2 separate regions of the Homo sapiens genome follow, and region 2 is linked to region 1. Evidence: chromatin contacts called from ENCODE Hi-C or POLR2A ChIA-PET data. All regions are on one chromosome and are shown on one strand. Each heading gives the region's core, a stretch centred on a gene start or an enhancer-like site at or near the end of the contact. The rest is flanking DNA. Distances are from core to core; before and after follow the strand shown.

The links. A loop is a pair of places that touch in the nucleus more often than their neighbours do. ChIA-PET counts read pairs that join two places held with the same protein, here RNA polymerase II (POLR2A). Pooled maps may share reads with other maps.
Region 2: a pooled map shows a loop between it and region 1 (2.1-fold over the local background). The contact joins the promoter of GDF7 here to the enhancer-like site in region 1. A Hi-C loop is called at or near these places in 1 of 168 maps with a recorded cell type or tissue (B cell), 3 of 37 single-sample maps with no recorded cell type and 7 of 50 pooled maps. POLR2A ChIA-PET finds 5 or more read pairs at or near these places in 2 of 52 experiments (HepG2 and OCI-LY7).

The regions. Positions count from the first base shown.
Region 1 is chr2:20,594,040-20,598,514 of GRCh38, forward strand. It overlaps a transcript of HS1BP3 not described here. Among named protein-coding and RNA genes, the nearest start is that of HS1BP3-IT1, 3.7 kb to the left of the region's middle. Within about 2 kb of position 3,157, at least 29 of the 41 ENCODE cell types and tissues checked have a DNase peak (open chromatin) inside an H3K27ac peak, as active enhancers do; they include OCI-LY7, where a contact is called at or near this core.
Region 2 is chr2:20,664,813-20,669,287 of GRCh38, forward strand. GDF7 (growth differentiation factor 7) reads left to right here and starts at 2,332. Exons shown (of 2, transcript NM_182828.4): 1 at 2,332-2,818. The coding sequence starts at 2,428. RefSeq lists enhancers at 1,075-1,905, 2,892-3,011 and silencers at 1,992-2,101, 2,172-2,221, 2,262-2,411.

The sequences.
Region 1 (4,475 bases), core at 1,907-4,406:
GCTGGTCCCCAGTTTTGTCATCTTTAAATCTGGGCATCGACCCATCGGGGATGGCTACAATAGCTTGCATCTTACACATTCCAACTCAGATGGCTCTGGCTGTGCCACTGGGTTGAGAAGGATTCTGAGGTTCAATCCAGGCTTAACAGGAAGAAGTGCAGTGATCCATTAGTGACATCTGCCATGGGTGTGGGGAGAGTGGGGGCCCAGGTGTGCTAAGGCTGGGTTAGATGCTTTGTGAGTGGGCTTTGGGCAACACGTCCACGTGAGTCTATGGATGCCTGATGATAGAGAAAAGATCCTGGAGGAGGTGAATGGGTCTGAAATGAGTGGCTGATGGCATCACAAATCCTTTTTGAGCTTACTTTGGTGCATTGAGGCAGCTGGCATGGCCTGCCTGCTGGGAAGGCATCAATGACCCAATGGAGAGATGGCTCCTTCCCTATGCTGGGGTTGAAGTTGCAGGGCAGTTAGGCTAGGGCCCTGCTCTGTGTTTTGTCTCTCAGGTGGCCATAGTGCTTGGTAGAAGAGGCTGTCCTCTGGCTCAGGATTTGCAGCAACAAGGCCAGCCTCTAGCTGGGCCTAGCCAAGTGCCCTCTGAGACTCGCTGGAAGTGAGGTCCCCTATCTCAATCCATTCAGGCTGCTACAACAAAATACCGTGGATGGGGTGGCTTAGAAATGGCAGACATGTATTTCTCACAGTTCTGGAGGCTGAAAGTTCCAGATCAAGGTGTCAGCAGCTTCGGTGTCTGGGAGGGCTGGCTCTCTGATTCCTGGAGGGGGCTGTCTTGCTGCATCTTCATGGATGGAAGGGGCAAGGGGGTTTTCCTCAGGTCTCTTTTATAAGGGCATTAATCCCAAACAGGAGGGCTCTGTCCTATGCCCTAATCTCTTCCAAAGGCCCCACCTCCCATACCCTCACCTTGCTGGAGAGAATTTCAACATACACGTTGTCGGGAGTAAAAAAACACTCAGATCATAGCATCTCGGGATAGACAGAGCCCGGCATGCCACTTCCCTGAATGAGGGAGACATTCTTGTAGCCTGCACAGCTGGAGCAGGGAGTGAGAGCCTCGGCAGCCTTGGGAGAAGGTGCCCTAATGTGACATGGCCTCAGTTTCCCAGCTGTGGGCAGAGATCACAGCAGCTGTCTCCTTTTCAGTCTGGACAGATGGCTGTGACCCACAGAAACGCCATGGCCCGGGAACAGAGCTGTGTCTACCCTGGGACACAGCTGTAACTACCCTGGGACAGAGCTGTGTCTACCCACGGGAAGGGGGATCCTTTTCTAATTTGTACAAAGGTGCCCTGGGGGTCCAGGTCATGCATAGAAAATTCCTCACCAGGCACTCACCAGGAGCAGAACCCTATCATCCTCCTCCTCCTCACAGTGACTCCTGCTCTAACAGAGGCACAGAGGCGCAGAAAGAGGGAGTTCCCCTGAGGCAGCAGGAGGGCTTCCTGGAGGAGGGAGGGTTTCGGCTGGGCCTTGCTGATCCTGTAGCAACCAGTGATTCTGGCCACAGCCCGTGCCTGCCTGCCTGACTCTCTGCGAAGGGACTGCAGCCTGCTCTGTGCTGCGGCCCTTCCTCGACATGGCTGGTTTCTTCCCTAGGTCTATCTTTGGTTCCTGCTGACTCTTCCGTGACATAAATGCAAATGAGACCACAGACAACTAGCCTCAAAGCCAAGGAAGCCGCTGGCTGGAGTTGTCTCCACAGTCCCCTGCTGGGCAGGGAAGTGGGCAGAGGTGATGGTCACGTCCATCCATCACGGCCCATCAGGGGAGCAGGCCTCTTGGGGCCCCTGACACCTCCAAGTGGCCAAAAAAAAGGTCATACCAGGAGACAGAGCCTTAGACTAACCAACAAGAGCTTCCCGCATGGCTGATGACAGTTTCCCACGTTCTTTCTTAATCACTGGGACCTTAGTTCAAAGGTGATCCTGTGTGGAGTCCTGAAATGTAAAGCAGAGTGGTCCAGAGCTTACCTCTTGCCCTGAGGTCTTTTCATCAAACCTAGGGCTCCTTAGGGCACAGTAGCTTGAAAACCGCTGACCCACAGGATGTGACTCAAATTTCTAAAGCTCTCACAACTCTCCCCTCCTTCCCCGTGACACTGCTCTAATCCCACCTCTGGGTGTACCAGATACCTCTCGCTCCTGCCTTGGCCCTTTAGTATTTTGATACTAGCTGCTTTGTCAAAACTCCTTCAAGACCCCAGCTAGGATACTGCCTCCTCCAGGAAGCTTATTCTACTATCTGAATATTTGTGTTCCTCCAAGATTCTATTCATCTGCTCAAACCTAAACCCCCAAGGCGCTGGTATTAGAAGGTGAGGCCTTAGAGCAGGGATTAGGTCATGAGGGTAAAGCTCTCATGAATAGGATTAGTGACCTTATAAAAGAGGCTCCAGGGAGCTGCCTTGCCACTTTCACATGTGAGGACATGGTGAGAAGACAGCAATCTGTGAACCAGACAGCAGGCCCTCACCAGGCACCAAATCAACTGATGCCTTGACCTTGGACTTCTCAGCCTCCAGAACTGTGAGCTATACATTGCTGTTGTTTATAATCACCCAGTCTATGGCAGTTTTTATAGCAGCTTGAAAGGACTAAGAGAATTACTTTTATCTCTTCCCCCCACCCACATACATGTGAGCAGAGTGGTCCCTTCTTCCCCTTTCTGTGCTGTACTCTGTCCTTCTACCCATCACAGCCTTCCTCCTGCTGTGTCTGAAGCACCCATTTCTCCGTTTGTCCTACACACAAATCTCAGCTCCTTCAGGGCCTGGTGTTTTTCCCCCTCTGCATTTCCTGGGCTGGACCCTCATAGGTACCCCATCAGAATCTTTCACTGCAGACCCGTGGCAGCCAGCAGGTGCCATGGCTCCCTGGACTCTGTGGGTAGGATTTGGGCAACTTGAATGTGTTTAGGATCCAGCCATGGTTCCCATTAAGGCCACATAAAAGGCCTGAGCTGGAGTCATCTCTAATCCCTCCTTAAAAGGGAGGCCCAGGGGAGACACAGGCCGCCACTCCAGGGCCCCAGGGTCCCCTCTGTGTTTATGACATGGCCTCAGAACATGCAGTTTACAGGCCAGAAGCAGCATGAGGCCCTTGGCCACAGTCCTGGCCATCCCCTTATTGACCTTCTCTCTGAGCCCAGCAGGAAGCAGGCCTCTGTTCTAGGACTTTGGAGCAAAAGGTCACTTCCTGGGCCAGAGTAACCACGGCAACACCATTCCCCTGGCAGCCTTGGACTAGCAAAGTGTCCTCATAGCTCTGATTTTGTCTAAATTTATCATTTCAGGCTAAGGAAGGCCTTGTACTGGTTTTAGAGCCCTGGACGGAGCTCCAGGTGACATGGGCCTTCCTGGTTCTACCACCGACCTGCTGGGGGTTTCAGCAAGCCTTCACCTTCCACGTTGGCGTTCTCAGCTCTAAGAAAAGGAAGTTGATTTCCATGAGAGGTGATCAAACTGTGCTGTAGAAACCTCAGCGATTCCACAGAACATTAGAGTACCTCTGCCAAGCAGAATTCTCCACATGGAGAAACCTCCCCTCTTACTGATTTTATATGCCATGCATGTCAACGCTCTGGGGAAGATTTTTTGCTTGAGAAAAAAAAAAAATTCTTGCTGATTAAAGAAAAACAACCCTGGAAAGTGCTGAATATGGTATCTATGCATTTATTATGGAAATCTAGATAGTTTGCACTGAGATCATAGATGGTTCTCATAGAATGGGACTAGGAGGATTCAAGGAAAGAAGACCTGCTTCCTGTTTCCCAGCCCGTAAACCCTTGCTGTTGTTTTCAAGATTTTTATGATCCTTTCTGGGCTGTGATGAGAGGGCCTGGCAGGGGAGCCGGCTGCCTCCTTATCGAAGACTCCCTGCCTCAGTGCCTAGAGCCAGGCTCAGCCCTGGTGAGGAGGGACAATCCTGGCTGGGTAGGTCAGGCAGCTAAAAGTTGGGGGTCAGGTCCCCTACTTCAGCGGTCCCTAACCTTTTTGGCATCAGGGAAGACAAAAATCGGAAGACAATTTTTCCACAAACTGGAGATGGAGGGATGGTTTCGGGATGACTCAAGCACATTACATTTTTGGTGCACTTTATTTCTATTATTATTACGTTGTAATATATAATGAAATAATGATCTAACTCACCATAATGTAGAATCAGTGGGAGCCCTGAGCTTGTTTGCCTGCAACTAGATGGTCCCACCTTCAGGGGATGAGAGACAGTGATAGATCGTCAGGCATTAGATTCTCATAAGGAGCACACAACCAAGATCTCTTGAATGAGCAAGGGCTCGCATGCACAATGGGGCTCGCACTCCTGTGAGAATCTAATGCTGCCGCTGATCTGACAGGAGGTGAAGCTCAGGCAGTAGTGCCAGCAATGGGGAGTGGCTGTAAATACAGATGAAGCTTTACTGGCCTGCTGCTCACCTTCTGCTGTGCAGCCCGGTTC
Region 2 (4,475 bases), core at 1,082-3,581, 70 kb after region 1:
AAGTCTCAGTTGGAGCACATACAGCGAGTGGACAGTGGCTCCAGCAGCATTAGCCCACCCCATGTGTGTCCTCCAAAGCCTTCCAGGTGCGTAGAAGCTGCTTCTCTCTCTGCCATGATCACCCCTGGCACTGGGAACACACTGGTGGTTGGGGGCAAGACTACATCACCTCCTCTGTGCCAGCCTGTTATGCCAGCCACACACAGGATGAGGTGAGAATCCGCTCATTTTATAGATTAGGAAATTCGGTCTCCAAGAGGCTAAGTGGCCTGCTCCCACAATGACAGCAAGGGTGCATCCCTCATTCCTAAGCCCCAACGTGGCAGGGGTGTCATGTAATCAACAAACGTTTGTCACTGGCTGTGCCAAGAATGTGCTAGGACCCTTCCGCTCTCTGCTCTACACAGCCGGGTAAACTGAAGCCAAGACAAGGCAAGCGACTTGCTGTCACCCAGGACTCCCCGCGTGTTTGCACAAATCTTAGCCGAGTTGATTTGTAAAACACCCAAACACTGCGGGCGCATGGCTGCAGGGGGAAAGGAAGCCAAGTAACACAGTAGGACCCAGCATCCGCGTCAGGGAGAGACCGGGGGGCTGGCGGAGTGGGGGCGGCGGTGTTTGTCACCGACTCTCCAATCCCAGTCCTAGAAGCAGGGTGGACTATCCCAGCTCGATCATCCCAGATTCCCCAGGCTCCTGCTAGGAGAAGTCCCTCAGCGCCGGCAGCGCTGACCCTGGTCCAGGGGTCCGCCCTTCCCGGTAATGTCAGGCCTTTCTCCTTGGCATAGATCGGCCTTGGGGTCTGCGAGGACTGAACCTCACTAGGCCTCTCTCTCCCACCCGCAAACATTCTCGAGTGTTATGCGGCTCAATGCCCCAAGGTGAGCAGGCGCCGCGTCTCCGCGGTGGCCGAGAGGGCAATGGCTGAGGAGTTCGTTTGGGACGAAGCAGTGGAGCAGGGGAACTGGGGAGCCTGGGCCGGGCCTCTCTGTGGGTCCCAGCGCAGCGCAGCCAGGCAGGCGTCGGGACCTAGGCGGCTTTGGATTCGGCGGGCGACCTCGCTTTGAAGCTGATCACCCGCTCAAGGTGATCACGACGTGCCGACCCAGTCTAGATTTTGAGTTCTGCAGAAAATGCAATTTTAAAGGAAAAGGACCCGCCTGCCCTTCTTCGGCAGTTCGTTTGGCCCAGGCCTTCGATCAGCTGAAAGTTTCCGATCTAGGGGGATGTCCAGGCTGCCGGCGGAGCAGAGCCGATAACCCCCCTCTCCTGCGCGTTCCCCTGAGACTTGGCCTCCGCAACCTGTCCCAGCCGCGGAGCAAACTGCTCTGCGGCCCGCGCGAGTGCGCCCCAGGGCTTCGCCGCTGCCGGGCGTCCCCTCCATCCACCTCGGGACCCGCGCCATCACCGCGGCGGGGTAAGAAGCTCGGAGGCGCCATCCCGGGGCTCTGCGCCGTCCGCTCTCCCGGCTCCTGGCCGCTCACGCACACAGCCGGTAGCTGGTTTTCGTTAGCCGCTGCCCTCGCCCAGAAGGCGGGTGGAAGGTCGCCAGTTGGACGCACAGCCAAACTCTTAGCGCACTCCCGCGCGAGATCCCCCATCACCCGGGGCTGCCGTCCTCATTTCGAGCTCTTTCTAGAGCTTGGCTCCCGCTGAAGCGCAACTTCCGCGCCCAAACCTTGCTTTTACGACGGGCGGTCCGCGTCCAAAGGTCTCTTACAGGCCTGCCCTTTCAGCTCCTCGCCCTCCCTTCCTCCCCTACCGGCCCCCTCCCCTGCTCTGGCCGCCCGCTGCAATCCTTTGGGGTCTGTGGCTGAGTGGGGAACCGCCGACCCGCGATCCGGAACGCGACTTTGAGGCCGCCGGGAGCATCCTGTGGCCTCTCTCTGCGCGGCCACCCGGCCGCGGCGCGAAGCGGTCTGGAGGGCGAGCCCTTCCGCGGCCCCAACTCTGCCGCCCCGTTCCCGGCATTGGGAACCAGGGCAGGGAGGGGGCGGGTGTTTCTCTGCGGGGGAGTGGGGAGGAAGCTGGGCGGGTGCGCGCGGTGCCCCGAGCCTGGAACCACGGAGGGCGCGTTGGTCTTGGGCGGATGGAGGGGGTGTCGCACTGCCGCGGGGAGGCGTGTCGGGAGGCTGGGGCCAGTGGCAGTCGCTTGGCGAGGGTGGGGGCGTAGCGCTGCGGTGGGAGGAGGCGGCTCCGGCCCTGGTCTCCACTCTAGGCCGGGGTGGGGGGCGCATAGCGGCCGCCGGAGCTTTCAGCAGGGGGCGCTGCTCCGGGCGTTGGGCGGGGGTGGGGTGGGCCAGGAGGGGGGGCCGCGGGCTGGCCGCGCACACTTCCCCCATTATTAAACACTATGTTCAAAAGGCGCCGGGGGACTTCCCGGAGCCACGGAGCCCGCGCCGCCCGCCCGCCCGGCCCACGGAGCCCATGGACCTGAGCGCCGCCGCCGCGCTGTGCCTTTGGCTGCTGAGCGCCTGCCGCCCCCGCGACGGGCTGGAAGCGGCCGCCGTGCTGCGAGCGGCGGGGGCTGGGCCGGTCCGGAGCCCAGGGGGCGGCGGCGGCGGCGGCGGCGGCGGGCGGACTCTTGCCCAGGCTGCGGGCGCCGCGGCTGTCCCGGCCGCCGCGGTTCCCCGGGCCCGCGCCGCGCGCCGCGCCGCGGGCTCCGGCTTCAGGAACGGCTCGGTGGTGCCGCACCACTTCATGATGTCGCTTTACCGGAGCCTGGCCGGGAGGGCTCCGGCCGGGGCAGCCGCTGTCTCCGCCTCGGGCCATGGTCGCGCGGACACGATCACCGGCTTCACAGACCAGGCGACCCAAGGTACTTACGCCTCTTCTGTGCCCGCCCATCCCGTCAGGTCCTGGGCTGAGACCAGCCCCGGAGCCGTGCCGCAGCTCCGTTACATTTGGAGCCGCGGCCCCATGCGGCCCACCCTCAGGTGATAGAAAGAAACTTCGCCGAGGCCAACACTCTCCAGCCCGCTGCACCTGGACTGTGGCGAGAGTCGCGGCAGCTCCCGGGGCCCAGTCCCAGAGGGCTGACTGGTCCCTCTCCCAGGTCTCCCTGGCCTTGCAGGCCGGCTGGTCCCCTCGAGGAGGCAGGCGGAGGCCAAGATTCGCTTCTTGGGGAATGGTCTGGAGTGGCCTCGGAGCCCTCAGAGAAGAAAGGAGGGCAAGAGCTGTGTTCCCGGGAGTCACGGCGAGAGGGACTGCACGGTGGTGAGGGTGATGGCTCCTTCCTTGCAGCAATTTCTGCAGCTCCCAGTCTCCTGCGGGCCACACAAATTGGGGGAAGCCCAGGGAAAACTAGGGCAGAGGCAGGTATCAGACTAAAGTAAATGGCCCTGGAGAGGCTGGTGGCATAACCAGGTATGAGGAGTGCCCTGCTCAGCAGGTTGGTCTGGGTGGTGGTGGTTTGTGTGTGTGTGACATGTGCAGCTATGGGTGCCTGTGTCTGGTGCTGGGCCCCTGGGAGAGCCAGAGGTCAAGGATCCTGGTGGTGTGGGGAGGAGAGGCCTGCTGGGGACCCTGCAGGAATGCAGGCCTCTCTTAGACTAAGCACCCCACCTTGTTCTGCCCTGGGCCTTCCAAAGGTAAGATGTAGGTGAGGCTGTGGTGTGGCTGCTGTATGTCATCTGGATTTTATTAATCTCCATTGAAATCATTAAAGCAGACAGATAGAGAAAATTTACCTAATTTCAGGCGGAAATGCAAGTAATTTCGGCCTTAATTCTATCCAGCCAGAGACCCAGCATGGAGGGCAGGAGGGAAAGAAAGGCGAATAGGGCTGGGAAGTGAGCGGGTGGGGCTGAGGCAGCCCTGCTTGGGAGCCACTGACAGTCAGCATACCTCAGGTCCTAGCCTGGGAAGGCAGGCAGAGGCCTTGCAAGTGACCAGGTCATCCATCCCTGCCAGCACATGCCCAGTGCCTAGCACAGACTGCCTTATTTTTGGTACCTGGAAATCTTGGTACCCAATCCCCAAATGGCCCTGTGGTTCGGTTAGAACTATCAAGCCTTCTCTGACGGCCTGACATGGCCCCTGGGCTGGATGCTGGGATACTTATAGGACGCCCTAGTTCTGGTGCACAGGGACAGGGACTGAAGGGTCCCAGGCTGCAGGAGAAGGGGGGTGTGCTGGGCTCTAAGTGGGCACAGGCACCAGAGTCTTCTTAAGGTTGAGCTAGTTCTACCATGGTCTCAGACAGGAGATAAATCCTTTCTGGGGAGCTCAGCTTGGCTGGCTGAGCCTGAGAGGCCTCCTCTCCCTCCTCCCTCTTGGGGGAAACAGAGTGGCAGGGCTGGTGAGCAGGGAGAGGCAGAGGATCTGCAGGGAATCTCAGAGAAAGTGCTCCTCGTGCAGCCCCAGTGTGCCTCTCCGGCCTCCCTCTCCACCCTGAGTCTCAACTTGGAACAGGGCTGCTTGAGGTCCCCAGAAGCCATTGATAGGGATAGAACCGGGACCTCAGGCATGAGGGC